Regions from separate parts of the Homo sapiens genome. Here regions 2 and 3 are each linked to region 1. Evidence: chromatin loops called from intact Hi-C (ENCODE). Cell type or tissue: psoas muscle. All regions are shown on one strand. Links, peaks and the distances in the headings refer to the core of each region. The heading gives the core; the rest is flanking DNA.

Evidence for each region. Hi-C counts contacts between places; a loop is a spot of excess contacts. Peaks named below come from ENCODE experiments on the same cell type or tissue, not always from the same donor. Only the 100,000 strongest peaks of a DNase experiment are listed, where the experiment ranks them.
Region 2: a loop joins it to region 1, with 3 times the contacts of the local background. A loop is called at or near these places in 5 of 110 quality-filtered maps.
Region 3: a loop joins it to region 1, with 2.9 times the contacts of the local background. A loop is called at or near these places in 26 of 110 quality-filtered maps.

What each region holds. Positions count from the first base shown.
Region 1 is chrX:106,167,324-106,174,802 of GRCh38, forward strand. It overlaps PWWP3B (PWWP domain containing 3B), which reads left to right and starts at 982. Exons shown (of 4, transcript NM_001171020.2): 1 at 982-1,102; 2 at 3,689-3,816. In psoas muscle, for the core only: a CTCF peak has its summit at 3,187 (motif pointing right); no DNase peak of the experiment used is centred there; H3K27me3 peaks cover 580 bases.
Region 2 is chrX:106,216,235-106,223,713 of GRCh38, forward strand. No RefSeq gene overlaps it. Among named protein-coding and RNA genes, the nearest start is that of PWWP3B, 52 kb to the left of the region's middle. In psoas muscle, for the core only: CTCF peaks have their summits at 4,156 and 4,358; no DNase peak of the experiment used is centred there; H3K27me3 peaks cover 254 bases.
Region 3 is chrX:106,393,805-106,401,283 of GRCh38, forward strand. No RefSeq gene overlaps it. Among named protein-coding and RNA genes, the nearest start is that of RADX, 210 kb to the right of the region's middle. In psoas muscle, for the core only: a CTCF peak has its summit at 4,190 (motif pointing left); no DNase peak of the experiment used is centred there; H3K27me3 peaks cover 329 bases.

The DNA.
Region 1 (7,479 bases), core at 1,233-5,232:
AATAGCAGATGAAACCAAAATTGTCAGCTTTATTAAGAGGGGAAGATAAATTGCAGGACTTTGCTTGTGAGAGTGAAATGAGACTAACAGAACTCCAGACTTAAGGAAACCTATCCATCAGCCTAGAAGCATATTTCTCTAGTCTAGAAGACGCAGAGAGCCTTCAAGTTACACTGCTTTGAGATTTCTTCACAGTGAAGTGAATATCAGGAATAGGGAAGGACGTTGGGAATTCTCTGCTTGTGTTCTTTGCCCCTTTCTCTACTTTGTTGTTCATTTCTTTCTTATTGAAATGAAAGAACTAGCTTGGGTATATTTTTGTTTATCTAATCATATGGACAAACAAAAGCACTTGAAAAGCACTCCTAAGTTTGCGGCTGATTTTTTAACTTGGCCTATGGTGATTTTACGCTTAATACATTTTTTTTTTCAATTTCAGTATAATCAGATTTTGTCTGAGGATTTTTCTTTGGAAATGACCTAAGGAAAGAAGTATAAGAAACTTGAATAAAAGGAGAGATATATTATGTCCCAGGTTCAGATTCAAAATTGTAAAGAATTAATTCTACCTAAAATAAAGTATTAATTCACTGTAATCCAAATCAAAATACTTAGCGTATGTTTTTTTGTGAAGTTTGGCCAGTAGGTCTTAAATTTACCAGAAATAAAGTACAAAAGAGGATCAGAAAAAATATATGTAAGGAACGTTTTAACCACATCTTTATTATATGAAAAAGAGATTTGCTGTTGCTTCTCTTTTTCCATTAAAACACCTATCCTAGGGGGTTGAATGGAAATTGAACAGACATAGGTTACCATTACACTTTAAAGTACTTTAAGAGGAACATTTCTTCCCTTTAACTGTATTTCGGTTTAAGTTGGTCATTTTTCTCCTAAGCGAAGGAAGAACCTCGTGCTTTCCCCATCACGGAGAGGGGGCGGAGCATCCTCTAGGAGCTTGGAAGAAAGCTGCGCCCAGCCAGTCTTCGGGGAGGAGCTGCATTACACACAGGCTTCGGAGGCTTCCGTGGAGAAGCTTGGAGGTAATGGCTGTCGTAAATGCTAGTTATTTTCAGAGAGTTCTCGAAGATTTGGAATAAAGGTGAGAAAAGAAGAGAGTGCTGCTTAGGAATAACGGGAAAGGAGTGTCGTTCTGTGAGGGTCGTTGTTTCTGTGAGGGAATTAATATCTGTGTTTTGTGTTCCTTCAGATTATTTTAAAAGTCCACAGTCGGGGAGGTGGTAATCAACATTACACCTGTGGAAAAATATTCTTAAAGAGGTAGCAAAAGCTAACTTTTTAATAGAGCATTTTATGTTTCCATCAAAAGGCAGTGGTGGCTGAGATAAATGATGAAACAAAACTTGGGAGTTTAATCTTCCTTATTTTGAAAAAGGTTGTAATAGTCTTAAATGAAAAATTAAGTTGTTGGGGATGTTGGTTTTTTATATTACTTTGAATGTGTTGTGTTTCTAACAAATCTTACTGTTTTGGTGGAGTATGTTAGTAATTTAAAGTAATGCATAACTGTGCAAATTCGAGTATCTCTGAGAATTAGTTTGGTTATTTGTCAAGGGATACACAATGACTTAATATAATAGCTTTTTAAATAATGTGCAAAATATGATCTTTGTCTGTACTTCTACCTATCTCTCAAGAGAATTGTACATTCCTATTTGTACTGCAATGGAAAAAATCTAAAAGATCATAACAATAACAGACGTGCATTAGTATAATAAAACACAACAAACAATATACTTAGTAATAAAGGATGCCTGATAAAAAAGGATGTCAGGGGAAAAAGGAGGAAATTTTCCACTTCTTTCTTCCACATTTTACTTAGCATGTAGTTTCTATGTCGGCATAGAAACTGAGATGAGAACTTAAAATCATGGGGAAAAGCTACTTTCCCCAAAATAGCGTAAACTCATATATAAACAGGGAAAGGTGTTCAAATATGTGGCTAAATAAATGTAATTTTAAATAGTATATTCAAACATGTATGTGATGAGGAAAAAAATAAAAAGGATTAGACATCAAATGTATGCCGTGAACAACTCAGGGTTTGAGTACTGATGATGTGTATTTTCATCTTTAGATTTTTATGTACTTTTAGATTCTTTTGGAAACGATAATGGAGCTGAAAAGGGAATAATCACTTTTGTTACAGACACTTGAGCAAATAGCCACACACACATTCCATTGTCTTTAGCTGCAGTAGGATTTTTCTATGGGTCTGAGAAGGCTCATTACCTGATTGCTTGTGCTTTTCTTGCAATTCAACTATTGAGGCTATAGTCCAGACTCTGGTTCAAGCAGAACATATTTATCTTTATACTCCTGAGGAATAATTCGTAAAATGTTTTAAACATATTATGACATAGTCATATAGGATAGTATATCTATAATGTTGAATACTACGCAGCTGTAAAAGGAATGAGTTAACTCTAAATGCAATGATTAGAGTAAATGTCCAAGGTAGTTTCTAAAAATAAGCAAATTGAAGAATGGCCTGTATCATGTAATCCTATTTGTTTACCAAAAAGAATGTGCATGCATTCGTACAGTGTATGCAATAAAAACCTGGAAATATACATGCTACTTTATTAATTGGAGAAATCTGGAAATAATACATGCCACTTTATTAATTGGAGATATAAGTGTTCTTATATCTCCACACATATCTCCAATTAATAGACAGAATATTTTAACCTTCTATGTATTACATTTCCCCATTTTAAAAATTTCATTTTGAAAAGAGCAAGCCTGAATAATTTTCATCATGAGAAAAACATAAAATTTTAGAAATGTGGAAAAAATTTTGTAAAGCAATTCACAAAAAGATGATATGGAAAATAATTATTGATATGGAAAGATGTTCAAATATATTACTGGAGGAATAAAGGGTCTAGTTTCAAAAAGCTTCCACATTGGTAAGTCTCTACAGAAAAAAATCTAGAAATATACAGAGCAAACCATTACATTTTGACCATTGTTGTGGAGATTTCCTTTCTTCTTTGGAAATCCAAAAGATGTAGAAAGATATATACAATTTGCATGAGAGATATTATGATGAAAAATATTAAAATGAGAACATTATGATCCCATTTTTGTATAACACATGCACAGAACTCTTAAACTGAGAATGAAAAATTCTAGAAGCCTGAGTGTCTGCAGTTCTGGTTCTGGTCACAAGATGGTGCTTGCCAGGTTTACTAAGCTTTGTCCAGGCAAATATTTTTATGAAGTGGACAAAGCAATGAAATATGTTTTGTATTAGCCGACTATGAGACAGCATGTAGAGTGTGATTGAAATTCCATTCAAAATATTATAAATATCTAGAAGAAAAATCCCCACCAATAACTGACATGAAGACTCACACAGAAATCATAAAAAATGCTGCTACATAGAGTCTGGCCCATAGTAGAAACAAGTCAATTGTTCTTTCCCTTCTCTCTTTTCTCCACCTCATAATTTTCCTGAAGGATATGATTTTAGCATGAACGAAATAACATAACTGACCCAGAGAGCATTTCATATTATAATAACATGAAGGAAAATAGATGGCATCTACATCACAGATGAGATTTTGCCTCATTCCTGTGTTTTGGAATGACAGCCTGTTAGAGTTTAGGTAGGGAAATTTATTTACACCTTTTCCATTTCATTGGTTTGATTCCCTGCCAGCCGAGCCCCAGAAAGACAGGTCAACCACAGAAGTGCTGAGCCAGGTAAAGACCCTGCTGGACAAGCAGCTGGAGTGAGAATCAAGACAGCTGGACCACAGGACCAGACCCAGCAGTATCCATGTAACAGTGAGTAAGACTCTTCCCATTTCACAAAACATTTCACGGTATAAACATGTTGAGAACTTGGAGAACAATGTATTTTGCTTCCGGCTCTACAGTCATCATAGCATTTTAAATTAAAAGCCACATTTCATGTAAGGATTATGTTAGGTTGAGAATTTGGGGTGTACTTCATTTTGTTTCCTGTTCTACAGCTATCATGTTTGTAATTAAAAGTCATAACTTCTAGTTTTTGGAAAGAATCCATATATTATACCACTATGAAGAAATCATGCAAGAGGCTATGCAGGTGTCTCCCTGAGGCCTGACTCTGTAGTCCTTGACAACTATACTAGGTTGTCATACCATAAACTAGATAACATAGTTATAAAGGTTTCTTAGAACCTGCTTAAGGTCTTATGACCTTCTTGAATCACCTGTACAGTCATGCATGGCTTAACGATGGGGACATATTCTGAGAAATGCTTCAATAGGCGATTTTATCTGAGAACATTATAGAGTGTACTTGCACGAACTTAGATGGTATAGCCTACTACACACTTAGGCTATATGGTATAGCCTACTACACACTTAGGCTATATGGTATAGCCTATTGCTCCTATACCACAAACCTGTATACCATGTTACTGTACTGAATACTATAAGCAGTTGCAACACAACTGCCTACAGTGGTGAATACTGAATACTGTAGGCAGTTGCAACACAACTGCCTACAACATGGTGCTGTTGTCTCCTAGAATAACAATGCCCTTTTCTGGAATACCTCCTGAAAGACCTGCTCTGTGCCTATTTTACGATTAACATTTTTTTTTCTAAGTTGAAGGAATATACTAAAATAAGATTAAAAAGTATAGTAAGTACATAAACCAATAACAGTCATTTATTATCATTATAATAGTATTTGTATATCCAAACATATCTAAATATAGAGAAGTTACAGTAAAAATATGACATAAAAGACAAAAAATGGTATACCTGTATAGGGGAATTACCATGAATGGAGCTTGCAGGACTGGAAGTTACTTTGGGTAAGTCAGTGAGTGAGTGGTGAGTGAAAGTGAAGGCCTAGAATATTATGTATACTACTGTAGCTTGAACACTTAGGCTACACTAAATTTATAAAAAAAAATATTTTTTTAATAATAAATTAACCTTAGCTTATGGTAACATTTTACTTTATAAATGTTTAAATTTTTAAATCTTTTAACACTTTTGTAATAATACCTTAAAGCACTAACACATTGTACAGCAGTAAAAAAAATAAAATAAAATAATTTCTTTCTTTATATCCTTGTTCTATAAGCTTTTTTCCTATTTTAAAAAATTTTTTATTTTTTTTCTTTTCAAACTTTTTTTTGTTAAACACCAACACACATATTAGCCTAGGCCTACACAGGGTCAAGATCGTCAATATCACCATCCTCCATTTACACATCTCGTCCCACTGGAAGGTCTTCAGGGGCAGTAACACTCATGGTGCTGTTGTCTCCTAGAATAACAATGCCCTTTTCTAGAATACCCCCTGAATCAAGACCTGCTCTGTGGCTATTTTACGGTTAGCATTTTTTTTTTCTAAGTAGAAGGAATATACTAAAATAAGATTAAAAAGTACAGTAAGTACATAAACCAATAACAGTCATTTATTATCACTATCAAGTATTAGGTACGTCACATAATTGTATGTGCTATACTTTTATGCCACTATCAGTGTAGTAGGTTGTTTACACCAGCAGCACCACAAACAGGTGAGTCATGAATTGTGCTTCAGTGTTACAATGGCTGTGACCGACATCACTAGGCAACAGGAATTTTGCAGCTTTATTATAATCTTACAGGAACGTCGTCATATATGCAGTTTGTCATTGACTGAAATGTCACTATGCACGACATGACTATATTCTCTTAAATAATATTTTGTAGTGGTTTAACAAACTTAATTCTTTCCCAGCAACCATCACAAATCCGTGCCTCATAACGTTGTGCTGTCAGTGAGATTGTTGATGCTGAGCCTCATTGTGTCCGTGAGCTCTCCTTTGGTTGCCTTGGATAGACAGGGCAGTAGTGGCAGCTTAGAAAAGATTAGAACCCAGCATTCACTTACGATAACTCAGAGGGTTGCAAAAGGCCAAATTATCCAAGAACAAAAACAATGTCCCCGATACTGCCAAAGCTCCTCCCACACAATTCCTTTTTTATTACACAACAGAGAAAATAACGATGGGATATTGGGTTTGTGTTATAATACTTCTCTTTTTTGTACCCCCCCAAATATATTCCACACATCTAACCCCACCTATCTGATACCCATTATTCGTTCTTCTGACTTGTGTCTTGTCTATATTCTCATCGTCTACCTTCATCCTACTTAGTAAAGTAAATTTTTTATCTGATCTCTTTTCTTCTTTGCCATGTTTTAATGCAATCCAATTATCACCCATTGAAAATACTTTATTCAAGCTACTTTGTGAAGGTTCAGGGGGATAAAAGAGGCTACAACAGACGAGAACCATTTACTATCCCCAGATAAATAGAATGAGGCTTCTTAAAAAACAAAAACAAACAAAAAACAGCTTTTCTAGACAACTAAGTAGCTAAAACTCTTTTTATTATTGTATTTTTAAATATATTAATGGCTTAATATTTAATATTTGGACAATCTAGGTTAATATAGAGATACAGGTGACCCATGCATCCTTGCTGACTATGCTATCTAGGATATGGGAGATGACAACCTAGCATTGTTGTCAAGGATTGGACAGTTTTTCTCCGCTGAGCTAATAAAGGTTTCAAACCCACACTGTCTGATTTTTTGGCTGTCTGAAAAATTCAGAAACATAACCATGTCATAATGCCTTGGTGATAAACTCTTACAAGCTAAACATTGGGTCCTGCCAACAGAAATCCATATCTCACCAAAGAACTCTGTGTCATTTTAAAGTTGCTTACCAGGAAAATTTTGACCCAGGCTGACCCTTCTGTTATGAGTCTCTGGAAGAATGATGGCTTCTTTCTTTAGAGTCCCCAACGCAGACAGTTTTCTTTTATTCCATTTGATCATTACAGGAAGAGATGTGTCAAATGCAGCTCTGTGTCTCTAACCTGAATAGCGAGAATGTGGCAGGAGATGTGTTTACCCACTCACTGTGATAACAAATGGGGTTGTGAGGGCCTCACCAACTTTACCTAGTTTTATGATTTTTTATAACATTATCTTAAGAGACCTAAACCTCAGAATCATTATCCATTAGCAATGTGTAGGTTCTAATGCTTCCTGGGAAACAACACCTGAACATTAAAGGCAATAAAAATCTAAATTTAAATCTTAATTTTGTGAATATTTTGTGAATAAAAAAGCTCAGCAAAAGAGGATAAAAATGCAACTTTCCCATACTGAATTGGCAGCTGCAAACCGCAAAGCACAGGAGCAAGGAATTGCCAATTGTTAATGAGGGTAGAATGAAAATGGCAATTCTCTGTATAACGAATGATTTTCAGCCCCTGTCCAGGAATCACCATATCTGAAAGGGAAGCTGCTGCCAGGCCCCTATAACACAAAAGAGACTTCTCATAACTGATCTAAGGCCAAGTTAATGCTATCATGCAGATACGGTCAGTGCAAAAGCATAGTGCAGGCTGGGAGCGGTGGCTCACACCTTGTAATCGTAGCAT
Region 2 (7,479 bases), core at 1,858-5,857, 50 kb after region 1:
CTTCAGGAAGATTGTTCATCCACATTTTCCTGAAATTCCATTTTTGGGAGTATCCATTATTTAACAATTGAATTGTTTCTTAAAACAGACAGTCTTTTTGGCTGTCTTCCTCACTGACACTGAGGGAGATTCTCTTAATATAGCCATCTACTCCCATGTGGAAGGCAGCTAGCATCATTGTATTCATGAACTGGCTGCTCCTGACCTATGACTCCACACTGACTTAAGAGTTCCTGTAGTCTAATATAAGCTGTAGAAAAAGCAAGCACTTTATTTTGAGTCTTTTAGCTCCAAATAGTCATTTGTCTCAAACCAAACAAGGTTTATCACCTTGCTTATTTGTAGAATAGTTTCAATTGGTTCCAGTAATACAAATGCTGACTAGTAAGTCATTCCAAACTGCTAGAAGGAGTATATGGACCAGAATCTAGAATTTTGAAAACAGCTCACAGAAAAAGCCTTCATTTGGTGAAATATGACAATATCGTAATATGGCTGAATATACACAATTAAAAAGTTAAGATCTGAAATGAATTGTTTTTCCTAAGGAAATACAGTTTTTGTGAGAATAAATGTTAGAAAGTCTAATTTATTTAAAAAACTGAATGTGAAAACAAATGCTAAGGTCTTAACCCAGATCTACCTGCATTTTTACTTCGTAGAATGTCAACTGCACCTCATTTGTGATGACATTGACACATATTCTTTTTTTTCACAGTAATGACTATGATAGTTGAAGTCTATCCTCCTGGATTTATAGGGGGAATAAGACATCTTTCATAATTTCCCTTTCACTTTGCAGAAGCTCCCTTAATAAAAATTATATCGCATTTCCTGTTGGATGGGAGATTACCCACTTACCTGTCACTTAGTAAGTTAATGTTTTAATAGAGAGACAGACATTCATTCAAGATAATTGCAAATAAAAATTGTAATACATTATACACATTTACAATGTGGATTTCAATATGTGATGTAGAAGATTAAAAATTATTTATTGGAGGCTGGGCACAGTGGCTCACGCCTGTAATCCCAGCATTTTGGAAGGCCAAGCCAGGCGGATCACGAGGTCAAGAGTTCAAGACCAGCCTGACCAATATGGTGAAACCCCATCTCTGCTAAAAATACAAAAATTGGCGGGGCGTAGTGGCGCACACCTGTGGTTCCAGCTACTTGGGAGGCTAAGGCAGGAGAATCACTTGAACCCAGGAGGCAGAGGTTGCAGTGAGCTGAGATCACACCACTGCACTCCAACCTGGATGACAGAGCGAGACTCCGTCTAAAAAAAAAATTTATTGGAATCACTGAAATTGTGGAGTAGGGAACTCCAAGGATCTGTCAACCCACAGGGGCAATAAAGATGCTAGCAAAAACTGTCAGAATCAACATTTTTTTGGAACTCTAGAATTGAATCTCGCACTGAATTGATTAGGTTTTATCATCAAAACAACTTGGCAATAATAAAGCCAATATTTTGCCCGTGTACCCCCCTTTCATCATATAACATTCAGTTGCTGCTATGGTCTTTGGCAACAACCATGTACTATGTTCTGGGAACATAATTTGGCATAGGATAATTGTCTTAAACTCTGGAAGTTGCTTCTCTTTTTTACTCATACCCATGAAGAGCTTTCTAGAATACCAGCTTCAGGACCATAGAAATTTTTTCTTTTGTTCTGTTCCATCTATAGTGCCTTGAACAGTGCCTGGCACATAAGAGGTACCCGGTAAGTATTTGTTAAATGAATTGAAAGAATGAGTAGTATAGATATCAAATCTCTTGGGTCCTGCTCTGTCTTGTATGTGAAAAAAAAGTAAAATTCCTGTGATTTCTGAGACCTTAAAAGCACTATCCAGTTCTAACAGCACACATCTCAGAATGTAGCTGCTGAAGCAAGCTCAGCACCATCCAAGCATCAGGGACACTTTTGGCCAAAAATAAATAGAAAAAAAGATACAGTGCAAGACTTTAAGTTTTTTTGGGTTTTAATTTAATTTCACACAAAAGCAGAATAATGTTATTAATTTTTGGAATTTATTTATTGGAAATTCATAAGGAAAAATAGTCTTTTTTTTCAAATTTGGAGCATCTCCATATTGTTGCCATTTTATTATTGGTCTATCTAAATGTGATCTTATAATCTTAGAACCTCTAATGTACCACATTGAGAAGCATAGCTGGACATAGGATGGGAAGTAGAACAGGGCGTAAACTTACAGCAAGAGACTGAAACTACAGAGACAGAAAGACTATGCTTGTAAATGGAGAGTCTGCTGCTAGAGATGTGGGAAATCTTGCTTCTGAGAGTGTGGAGAAGTGGCTAGATGAAGTTTAAAGTCAATTCAGGACTGTAGTGCCAGAAACACAAGGTTCAACAGACAAGTAGGAAAGTTTAAATATGCTGGATAGGAAGAAAAGTTACCTCTAATTGTATCTGGTGACAGGAGGGTGCAGCTACACACTTCGTTTACCAAAAACTTAATTAATGGTTAAGATATGTGTTAAAATAACAAAAACCTGGTGGAACATTGGAATGAGAGTGGGTTGGAGATCCTCCATGTTCCTTACTGCTTGCTTCACTGTTGAAGGAAACTGATTTCAGAGTAACGCTCCTAATCTCTCTCCCAACTTTCCTTCCTTAGGAAGGATGATTGAAGAGCTTGGTGAGCTTTGGGAGAAGAAATTAAGTATGACTGGATCAGACCCTTCTTTTGTTTTTGGCTGTCTGCAAGGAGGGTCCATTCTGGTTTTCTCTGTGCCATAATTTAAAATGGACCTGTCCTGTGCTGCTGAAAGATGGTGAAAGCAGTGATTTTCTAGCAATGCCAGAGACTGGATAAGTAAATCTGTTTAGTTCAGGGAGCAAGTATTTGCAAGCATTTTGGGTACAGATTATTAGCAATAAAGCTAACATTTTAATGTCTATCTCTCTGTCACTCGTCTTATTTTTTAGTCGATTCTGACCTAGAGAACACAAAGAAGTACTTAACAAATCTCTGTTGTATTAATCTCAGACAGAAAAAAAAGGTAGTTTAAATCTCTGAGGTTTCTAGAAGGATTTAATATAAATATAAATAATAAGCATGAAGAGGAATGTGAGAAATACAATTTTTGTGGATTATTACATTTTAGAAACTTTGGGGGATATTTCAGACAAAGTTTGAAATATAAAAATCATTCTACCGGACATGAGAGCATATTCCTCTTTCTGTGGGATTTCCCTTGAAAGGCTTTTGTCAGTTCTATTCTTTAATGAGCAAGATGAAACAATTAGTCTGAGATAGTTCTAATCCCAAAGTGTAATTCAAAAGCAATTACCTTCAGATGTATTTACACATCATTTAATATAAATATCATTTAATATAAATGGAACATTTGATTTTATTTGGGATTTTAGGATACAAAGAAGTATTAAATGAGAAGTTTAAAAAAACCTTTATCTAAATTTGGAAAGTTTGTGGTAAGTTATTGGCATGGACTGATATAAAATAATAAAATATTTTGCTTCTGGATTGAGAGTCCAGCTGATAAATATGTGGTTGAACTACTTAGTATAATAAAATGTGAGGGTTTTGTTTTTAATGCAAGGGAGAGTTTTATGTAGCACATTTGTGAGAAACAGAATTCTTCCATTGTATTACTGGGACTGTTCATTGAACAATGGAGAGTATTTTACATATCTTTACTTGCCAGGGTTTCTGTCTTCTAATGCCAGCCTTGGTTATTGGCTTCTGGGTATTCGCAACACTGATATTTCATTCTCTTTGGAAAGAAGGCATTGGTTTGTTGGTTGTGTGTGTGTTTGTGAGATCAAAGTAGTGGTAGAAATGTTTGGAAATTAGAATATCAGTTCTGGTTCCAGGTAATATAAAATAAAAACACTTCATTCATCTCTGCCACTGAATACAACCATAAAACTGGAATAGAATGCATAGAGCAGTTATGTAAGGACTCTGAAATGTAAATAGCAGAAGGCAATTTGGGAAAGAACACCCACATTCAAAGTATCCTGAACTGGCAGCAAGTTTAATGTTTTCTTGTTTTGGCATCCTCCAACTCAAATGTAATGCACTCGGAAACCCAGAAGTGAGCATTGTGGCACAGAAAAATGAGAACTCCAGAGAACGCCATCTAGTTCTGGCTGAAGGAATTGCAAATGCCTAATATTCTGAGAGCACAGATAATCTCCCTTTTTCTTTCCTTCTTTGATACACACCTCACACCATATATGAAAAATTTTGACAAAATACATCATCAAATTAAATGTAAAACCTAAGACTGCAGAACATCTAGAAGAAAAGATAGGCCAAAGTTTTCTTAGGTGTAACACCAAAAGCAAGATTCATAACAGAACAAATAAATCAACTGGACATGATAAAAATTAAAGCTATCCTCCTCAAGAGACATTGTTAAAAGAATGTAAAGACAAGCTACAGAGAGAAACTACTTTTAAATCAGATATCAGATAAAGGTCATATATCCAGAATATATTTTAAAAACCTCAGAACTCAATATGAAGATTAAAACCCTAGCATAAAATATCTAAAAACTCAATAAGATAAACAACACAACATAAAATGAGAAAATTTTCAACAACCATTTTGTTAAGGATGATATACACGGTAAGTTAGCACGTCAAAAGATGCCTAACATCATTAATTACTAAGGAAATGCAAATTAACACCAAACTAGTTCAACCATTGTGGAAGACAGTGTGGTGATTCCTCAAGGATCTAGAACTAGAAATACCATTTGACCCAGCCATCCCATTACTGGGTATATACCCAAAGGATTATAAATCATGCTACTATAAAGACAGATGCACATGTATGTTTATTGTGGCACTATTCACAATAGCAAAGACTTGGAACCAACCCAAATGTCCATCAATGATAGACTGGATTAAGAAAATGTGGCACATATACACCATAGAATACTATGGAGCCATAAAAAAGATGAGTTCATGTCCTTTGCAGGAACATGGATGAAGCTGGAAACCATCATTCTGAGCAAACTATCGCAAGGACAGAAAACCAAATACCACATGTTCTCACTCATAGGTGGGAATTGAACAATGAGAACACTTGGACACAGGGCGAGGAACATCACACACTGGGGCCTGTCGTGGGGTGAGGGGATAGGGGAGGGATAGCATTAAGAGAAATACCTAATGTAAATGATGAATTAATGGGTGCAGCAAACCAACATGGCACATGTATACATATGTAACAAACCTGCAAGTTGTGCACATGTACCCTAGAACTTAAAGTATAATAAAAAACAAAAAGAAAGAAAAAACATAAAATAAAAAAATAAAACCACCATGAATTAGCACAGTGCACTTATCAGAATGGGTAAAAGTAAAGGATTGACAATGCTGAGTTCTGGTGAGGATATGGAGAAACTAGAACTCTCATACACTGCTGGTGGGAATGTAAAACGGTACAGACACATTGGAAGACATCTCGGTGGCTTCTTAAAAAGTTAAACACACATCTATCATATGATCTAGTCATTCTTCTCCTAGATATTTACCTGAAGGACATGAAACCATACATCCATAGAAAGATTTGTGCAGAAACGTGCGTAGCAACTTTATTTAAATTAGCAAAATACTGTAAATTGGGAACAACCCAAATGTCTATTAAGAAGTAAATGAATAAAATACAAACTTTGATATAGCTACATCTATTCAGCTAGCTAACTATCATCTATCAATATATCTGATTAATTCAAATGAATGGTTGGCGTATGCTACAACATAGGTGAATCTCGAAATAATTATAAATGAAAGAAGCCACACAAAATAAAGTAGCTACTATATGATTATATTAATATGACATCACAGTAAATGCAAAATGTATAGGTATCTGGGGAAGAAGACAGGAGTTGCAGGGACTAGAAACAGTAAGACAATACAAAGAGGAATGAGGAAACTTCTGGGAATGATTGAAATATTCACTATTTTGAGTGTGCTGATAGTTTCATGGGTTTATACCTGTGTCAAAAACTACATTATATAATTTTAATACATACAGTTTATTATATGTCAGTTATACCCACTTAAAGCCATTTAATAAAGTAATGAAAAATACATACCATGCAAATACTCAGCAAAAGAATTCTAGAGTGGATATATTAACATCTGAAAACTTAGATTTCAGAACAAAAAAACATTAACAGGTATAAAGATGGACATAACATTAGTAAAGGGTAAATCGATCAAGAAGATCTAAAAATCCTAAATGGGCATGTGCCTAACAACTAAGTTTTAAAATATATTTAGCAAAAAACAAAAATTAAATGAGAAATGGAAAATATACAGTTATAATTGGAGATTTTAATACAATTATCTTAATTAATAGAATAAAGCGTTTAAGCTTGAAGCAGATCTAGACAAAACTATTAACTAACTGATCTGATTAATACTTATAGAGCACTCCACACAACAACTTGCATAATAAACATTTTTTTCAAGTGCACATGCGTCATTTACCAAGATAGACCGTATTTGGACCACTAAACAAATGTCAACAAAATTAAAATAATTAAAATTGTACAAAGTACCTACCCTGACCAAAATGGAACCAAACTAGAAATATATTATAGAAATATATTTCACAATCCTCATCATTTCAAAATTAAACAGTACTCATAAATAACTCAATATGTCAAAGGGGAAGACTTAAGAGAATTAGAAAATGTATTACAGGGAAAAGATGAAACATAACAATTCTTGTTTTTTGAGATGCTTCTAAAGTAATACTTAGAGGGTAATAGAAAGCACAACATTTTCAGAATAACAAATAATAAAGATTTCAAATCAACTACGTAAGCTTCCAATTAAGAAACTAGAAAAAGAAGAGCAAATTATACCTACAGAAAAAAGAGGGATGAAATAGTAAAAGTAAGAGCAGAAGTAAAAGTAAGAACCAAAAAGCAGATCAATAAAGAAAATGAATGAAATCACAAGTTTATTGTTTTAAAAGGTAAAAAAAAACTATAAGAAAAAAACAAATTACCAATTATAAAAATAAAGGATGTAACATCACTACAGATACTACAGGCATTAAAAATACAATAAGGGAATATTATTTAAAAGTTTATGCTAAAAAATTTAACAACATTAATGATATGAACTAGTTCATTGAAAGAAACTACCAAAGATCACTCAAAAAGGAATTTATAGCCTTCATAGTTCTATACTTACTAAAGAAATTATATTCATAGTAAATGTCTTTCCAACAATAAAAACTACAGATCCCAGTATCTTCACTGGGGAATTCTATGAAATATTTATGGTATAAATATTACTAATTCTATAGAAATTTTTCTGTAAAACAGAAAAGAAAGTATTAGTTTACATCTTATTTTATGACAACAGAATTTCATTGACGACATAAAGACAACATTAAAAGAAATGAAAACTACAGACCAATAACTTATTAATGTAGATGCAAACATCCTTAAGAAAATAT
Region 3 (7,479 bases), core at 1,915-5,914, 230 kb after region 1:
AAAACATGGGAACAAAGAAAGGAGTACATGAAGTAGCTACTTCTTTGACACCCACCAGTATTTGGCTCAATTGACACAAGCCCTGGTGTAATGCAGCGGGGATCTGGCTGTGACCTAACACCTGAATTCCAATATACCTAGACTTCTCTCCCCTTAAAAGTCTTGGCCTCTCCCTTAGGGGGCCCACCAAGAAGAGGCTTTGCTATCCTTATAGGGTAAGGTTATTGAAAGAGCCTGCCTTATGCCCTCTACACCCTAGCATCCCAGTCCCTAGGTGCACAATCATCTCATACACTGTGGGCTGCATCTTATGCCCTCACACTCTGGGAAGAGCAATGAAGCAAAGGGAAAGCAACTTGCAAGGTGCAGTAATTCAGGAGCAAGATGACCGAGGCCTAAGCTAGGGGCCTTATGATCAATGGAGGGATAAGAACAGAGTTAGGATGTTTTCCAGAGGTAGAGCCAATAAAAATCAGTGGGAACTGAAGGCTTGGGGACAATGGGGGAAGACCCTGAGGCCTGGTTAGTCAAAGTAGACTGAACAGAGATTTGTGAAGTAGACTGCATGGTGAAGAATATGCACACAGTTTTGAATAAAATGAACAGGGAGAGTGCCCAGGGTGCAAAGAATGTGTGCTCAAGTGCCTTACCCATAGAGTGTAATAGATGGAGCAGAAAGCTCCAGCTTGAGAAGCACAGCACCCTGAAGCCTGCATACCCATTGCCTCTTCAGCCACAACAGGGGGTGCATATTTAGGCTTGGTGCCCTCACAAGGGACTGTGGAAAGAGCAGAAGATCTCTTGTATATACAAGCAAAGAAGTGGCAGAAATTGCAGGGATAGAGCTAAAGGCCTGGAGATTGGAGGCCCGGGAGTGTTCAGCTGCATGTCTCTTCAGGGTCAGGAAGGTGGGATCTAGAGAGGCAGAGGTGTAGAGCCTGCGGAGGGCCACTGGTAGGCTTACCAGTTGGGTTGGTTTGCTGTGTCTCAGCTCTATTTGACCTAACACAAAGGTCTCAAGTGTCTGGAAGTGGCCTACTTCCAAAATTTGGTCTCAGATGGGCATTGTGTCCCATCAGCATCCTGTCCAAAACCTGTTGAACCACAGCCTTATTTGCACACTTTTTCCTGAAACAGAGAAGTAACTGGTTATCAGTAAATGCCACATTGCTTCTCAGAGAACAAACAGCAGAGAACACCCCAGCCCCTAACTTTCCTAGGAATTCCTTTCTCCTGCACACATACAGTCATGTCCAGTCATAAGTATATGCACTCTTCATACCCCTCTTCTCTTCCCATAGCGAGTCAGCCAGAAACATAGCAGCGAGGAAGACTCATCCTTCCCGCCCCAGCTTTTTTTCAGAGAGTGAGGCACAAAGACTGTCCATGTTACCAGGCAGGATATCAGGGTATGGGGAAGGCTTTCTGAGAAGTGGAGAGGGGAGGAAGCAGGCAAGTGGGAGCCTTCAAAAAATGCATTACTTCAACCTCTGAAAGAGCCCCACCTTGCAATCAGCATGGACATGGCTCTTGCGATTACAGGGAATCCTCCTTCCAGGGGCATCTGATTGACTAAAGAAAAGTAATCTTCCACCCTCAGTGCCCTCCTGAGCTGAGCCAACCAGTATACATTCTCCAGCTCAAAGTCACATTTCCTCTATGTGGCCTGGGACTGGGCATTTTGTTGTCACATCCATGTCAACTTTGCTCTTGTACACCTGTTCTCAGGGCTGGACATATGGCATGTGACACAGACAGACAGCCTTGTTCATGTAGCAGAGATTTGTGACCCTCACCCAATGAAGCCATTTCAGATTCTTGAGGCTCAGGGCTGGCTTCACAGAGACATCTATTCTGGAAGCTGGCATTACTCTCATTAATCATGTGCTTCCAGCCTAGAAGTGTCTTGGGTGAGTACATGTAAGTACCCAGCTGTAGCCCTGCAGAGAGCTGGCTTTTCAGAGGTCTCTGATGTGCTCACTCAAGACAACTGAGATCATTAGCAGGGCTGTTTCCCCCACAAGTAGCTTCTGAATGAGAACAGGCCCTGGGCCCTGGGCATTAATGAGACTCTTAGGATCTTTCTCAAATTAACAAATGAACTCCCCGCAAATCTCAGCATGTGTGTGTGTGTGTGTGTGTGTGTGTGTGTGTGTGTGCACTAATAGTCTCATGTGGTAATGTGGAAACTGCAGTGCTATCTGCTAGAACCTTACCCAACTACCTTTTTATTCCACTGGGTACATGTTCATTTCTGGTTTGCCATGTAAAAACTTATTCTCAATTATCTTTAATCATGAAATTTCATTTAGCAGCATTCCAATGTGTGCATGAATTATTCCTGAATTAAAGCAATGTACTCCAACCTGTTTCCAACCATGCTTTACCCATGTGCCAGCACTCAGGATCTATAGACACTGCAAATACATATTTATGTGTGATCTACATAAATAAGTGGATGACTGGCAAACATCTTCAGATATTATGAGACCCAAATAAATTTAAAGTAAACATAGAAAAGAACCCTGTATCTTCAAACATTTCACACAAGTAAGTACAAAATACACCCACTCCAGGCCACACAATTATACAACCATAGATTGCACAGTCTTATCTCCCTCCAATAGAGCTGAATCAATAATTTCTCTCTGTTGCATCAAAAAAGATCCCCTAGCCCTTTAATACACACACACGCAGAAAGCGAGAGAAAGACAAACATATATGCTTTAGATGGGCTAAAATGTGGGCTCAAACAGGTGTCTCTCAGGTCAATGTTGTGTGTCTTGTCCATCACCCTATAACCATTTTGGTGGCCTCTTCTTCACTCCATTGGTAAGGGAGGGATTCCTGTCCTAGGGATATGGGGATGGCCAAACACATGACAGTCAACACTGGACAGATGAAATCACTAGCAGTTTTATTAGTCACATACACTTAAAGCCCTGGAGAGTACATAATACACCACACAGGGCCACTTGGGGTTACATTCAGAAACACAATAAACAACCAGGGTTTGTAGGAGGCAAACTTTGTAGTATCAAAAGAATGGAGTGTCCCTGATTCCTGGGGGAGAATGTGACTGGCTTCTTCGAATAATTACACAGACTGGCAAGGAATTGAAACTCTCTAGTTAAAGATAAGCAGGAACTGCACTGGCTCATTTAATAAGGAGACTTGTTTTGTTAAGGGACCTTACCTGCAGGCACCGAGTGGAGAGGGGAATTTGCAGTTAGGACATTCAAGGTCCTCCTAATTTTACCAGATGTCCAGGAAGCGCATAATATTAATTTAGGCCTTGCACCATAATTGACTCCTTGATGCCTTCACATCAATATAAATTCTGGTGATGACTGAGACTTCTAGAGAATAGAAGTGCCTCTTTAGGAAGTGAAGTGTCTACACACATACACAAACATACAAACACACATGCTGATACAGTTTGGATCTATATCCCCACTCAAATCTTATGTTGAATTGTAATCCCCCACGTTGGAGGTGAGACATTGTGGGAGGTGATTGGATCATGCGGCAGTTTCTTGTGAACGGTTTAGTACCATCTTCTTGATACTGTCCTCACAATAGTGAGCGAGCTCTCACAAAATCTGACTGTTTAAAAGTGTGTGGCACCCTCCCTCATCTCTCTTTTGCTCCTGCTCCGGCCACGTGAAAGTGCCTGCTCCACTTTCACCTTCTACCATGATTTCAAGTTTCCTGAGCCCTCCCCAGAAGCCAAGGAGATGTCATCATACTTCCGGTACAGCCTGCAGAACCATGGACCAATTAAACCTCTTTTCTTTATAAATTACCCAGACTCAGGTATTTCTTTATAGCAGTGTGAGAACAGACTAATACACATGCCCTGGGAATGGGCTAAAATCTGGACTCAAACGGGTGTCTCTCATGTCTGTTTTGTGTCTTGCCTGTTATCCTGCACCCTGTTTTGATCACCTGTTCAACCCTATTGGTGAGAAGGAAAAGTGTCTACTTCACTTCCTAGGGAGACAGGCAGGGACAGGGCCACCTGGTGAGGTGGTCATCAAAAGCATGAACTTCAGAGGTGTCCCCCTTTATGGCCAATAAAGGCAACTGAGGGACCTGAGTGGCACTGGTATAGTGAATCCATGTCCTAGAAGGCATTAATTTAGATTAATCAATGCCTGTGGTAATAGTGACACCTAGAGGAGTATCACTTTGTAACTTAAATAGGAGTTCTTTGAGGAGCCTATTATGCCTGTCAATTAAACCAGCTGCCTGGGGTCTATAAGGGTAGTGGAAGCTCCATTTACTGTCTTATTCAAGAGCCTAGATTGTGTATTCTGAGAAGTGAGGTGAGTGCTTTGGTCATAGCAGTAATGTCTGGAACTCCAAAGGGGATAAGGAGTATCCTGTTGAGGCCTTGTACTGGGCCTTAGCATAGTCCTTCCTCATTGTTTGCAAATTCCATATTTAAGGATTTACCTACTCACTGAAACTTATTTATAAACCCCAAATCAATTCTTGCAGTGCTTCTGTGGTCATTCATAAACATGCATAGATCAGCAAAAAAATTGAATTATCTGGTGCATGTGTTCCCAGCTGAGGTTGGATAAGGTGATGCTCTGCCTTCTTGTCTCAGCTCTCATACCATAAACAAGTATCCTTTTTGCAGTATATTTAATACCACATTGTTCAAACTTTTATGCTTTTTATTAATAATTTCACTGTTTAAAATTGCCCCCAAGCATAGTGCTAAAGTGTTGTCTAGTGTTCCTAAGCACAAGAAGGCTGTGATGTGCCTTATGGAGAAAATACATGTGCTAAGCATGAGCATAGTGCTGTTGTCCATAAGTTCAATGCAAATGAATAAACAATATATATTAAATAGCAATGTAAACAAATCAATAATATACATGAAATAAAGTGTCTTTAAACAAAAACACATATAAAACAAGGTTATATACTGACTGGCTAATGAAAATGTTGTAACCAGAGGCTCACAGAAAGTGAGCCTGGATTTACTCTAGGAACCATGGTTTAATATTCACTAATTCAGTGCTCACAGTGACTTTATAGAACATAACTACCAGAAATAATGAGAATCAACTGTACATGTAGGAACATCTGTTATCTTGTGTGTCAGACTGCTAGGGCTGCCATAACAAAATACTACAGACCGAGTAACTTAGACAATTAAAATTTATTTTCCCACAGTTCTGGAGATTTGAAGTCCCAGATCAAGGTGCCAGCAGTATTGATTAATGGTGAGGCCTCTCTCCTTGACTTACTGATGGCCGTCTTCTCACTGTGTCCTCACACAGCCTTTCCTTTGTGCAAGTGCAGAGAGAAAGAGCTCTCTGGTCTCTTTCTCTCCTTATAAGGACACAGGTTCTATCTGATAAGGGCCCTACCCTTACGACCTCATTTAACCATAATTACCGCCTCAAGGGTCCTATCTCCAAATTCAGTCACATTGGGAGTTGGGGCTTCAATATAGGGATTTGGGAAGACACAATTCAGTCTGTAACACCCTGATTTATATTTTGGGTATCTGCAAGGGAATAGATTCCCAAAGTTCCTTACTTTGGGGGCAACTCTGAGGCAATGGCCTAAGAGTTCATAAAACTGTACTTACTGGGCCATTTGTTGGTCATGGCACCCAGTGCTAAGATGATGGCTGAAGTTTGGCCAATTGTGCTGACTCTTTGTTTCCTGCCCTTTATCACAGACATCCTGGTTAAGAAATGGATAGCAGTAACACGTATGATGGTGACAATATTGTCTATAGAATAAACTCCCATTGCTGTTCACTAATTTGATCCCAAAGGGCTCCCCACATAGCTAAGGGATATAGGGTGACCTCCTCCAGCACCATGGCAATTGGCAAGGGACTGAGGATAGCAGAGGTCATTCCTTCTTACATGTATGATCTGCCAAATGCCCAGATTTGGTTCCACCCTGTATCAAAGAGGCTTAAGTAACCATCATGACTTCACAGGGTGCTGGTTCCATGACCCAAAGCATATTGGACAACTACAGAGGTAGAGAACCAAAGGCTCAGGGTCTATGAGAGCCTCTATTTTGGGGACATCCAGCATATGGCCAGTTATTCTCACTCTAATGGTATATAGTGCAAGGCTTAGTAGGGCAGTTTCTTGCATCAGAAGCCTTCAATCAACTTATAACCTTTATGGCTGGTCCATTGACCACAGTGAGGGCATGTCAGGAGGTTACTAAAGCCTCTACAATAAAGGAAACTCTCATAGCACTAACAGGAGTGCCCATTGGTTTAGATTAAGACAGATTCTAGAGCTTTTTGTTGGAAGAGGCCCATTCGAGCTGTGCTGATTTGCAAGTAATAGCAACAGTGAGATTAAGACAAAATCGTAAATGAGGACTATGTTGCCCTCAGAACTCAGAAATGGGTAAAAGATGCTGAACTTACATTAACATTGCGGGTGATGAGACTGTCAGTAGTTGGTTTTTGACAGTGTCAAGGATGGAGCAGTTCTGGGCTTACCAAATAAATTTTAGGAACTTAACAAAGGTGTTGAAACCTTACAATAAGTGTGGGGCAATGGCCCATCCCCTCTTTATGAGCTCCTTTATGAGTATACTTAATGAGTGTGTCAAATAAATCTCTTTGGAGGAGGGTGTCTCTTATGTAACATCATACCTGTGCTCCTGGAGAATGGTGGATACAGTTAAGAACTTTCCTGCAAAGACTATTTGCAATGGCAAGGTTGCTGACATACCCCGTGGGTAGCCTGGTAAATGTGTATCATGTCTCTTCAGAGGTGAAGGCAAACTGAAGCTGAATGGCTGTTGATACAGACACAGAACAGAAAATATTAGTCAAATGTAAAATGGCAAAATGTTTGCTGGTGCAGATTCAACGGAGTCAGTAATTTCAATAAGATTGGATATGGGGCCTTAATGGACAGGACCATAGGATTAAGATTGCAGTAATACACTATGAAGTACCATTCAATTATTCCAGGTTTAAGAACAGGCTAAACTGGGCTGTTAAATGGAGAAGGAGTGGGGATAATTACCCCTTCATTCATTAGGTCTTATGTAATAAGTTTCATACTTGAAGGCCCTATTTTGAATTTACATTGTGCCATATTAACTGTTTTTTGTTTGTTTGTTTTGTTTTTTGTTTGTTTGTTTGTTTTTTGAGACAGAATCTCACTCTGTCGCTGGGCTGGAATACAATGGCACGATCTCAGCTCACTGCAAACTCCACCTCCTGGGTTCAAGCAATTCTCTTGCTTCGGCCTTCTGAGTAGCTGGGATTACAGGCACCACCACACCTACCTAATTTTTGTATTTTTTGTAGAGATGGGGTTTCACCCTGTTAGCCTGGCTGGTCTTGAACTCCTGACCTCAAGTGATCCACCTGCCTCAGCCTCCCAAAGTTCTGTGATTACAGGCATGAGCCACCACAACTGGCTCATATTAACTATTTTAATTAGGCAGTCCTTAGAGTCTCATTTTGTC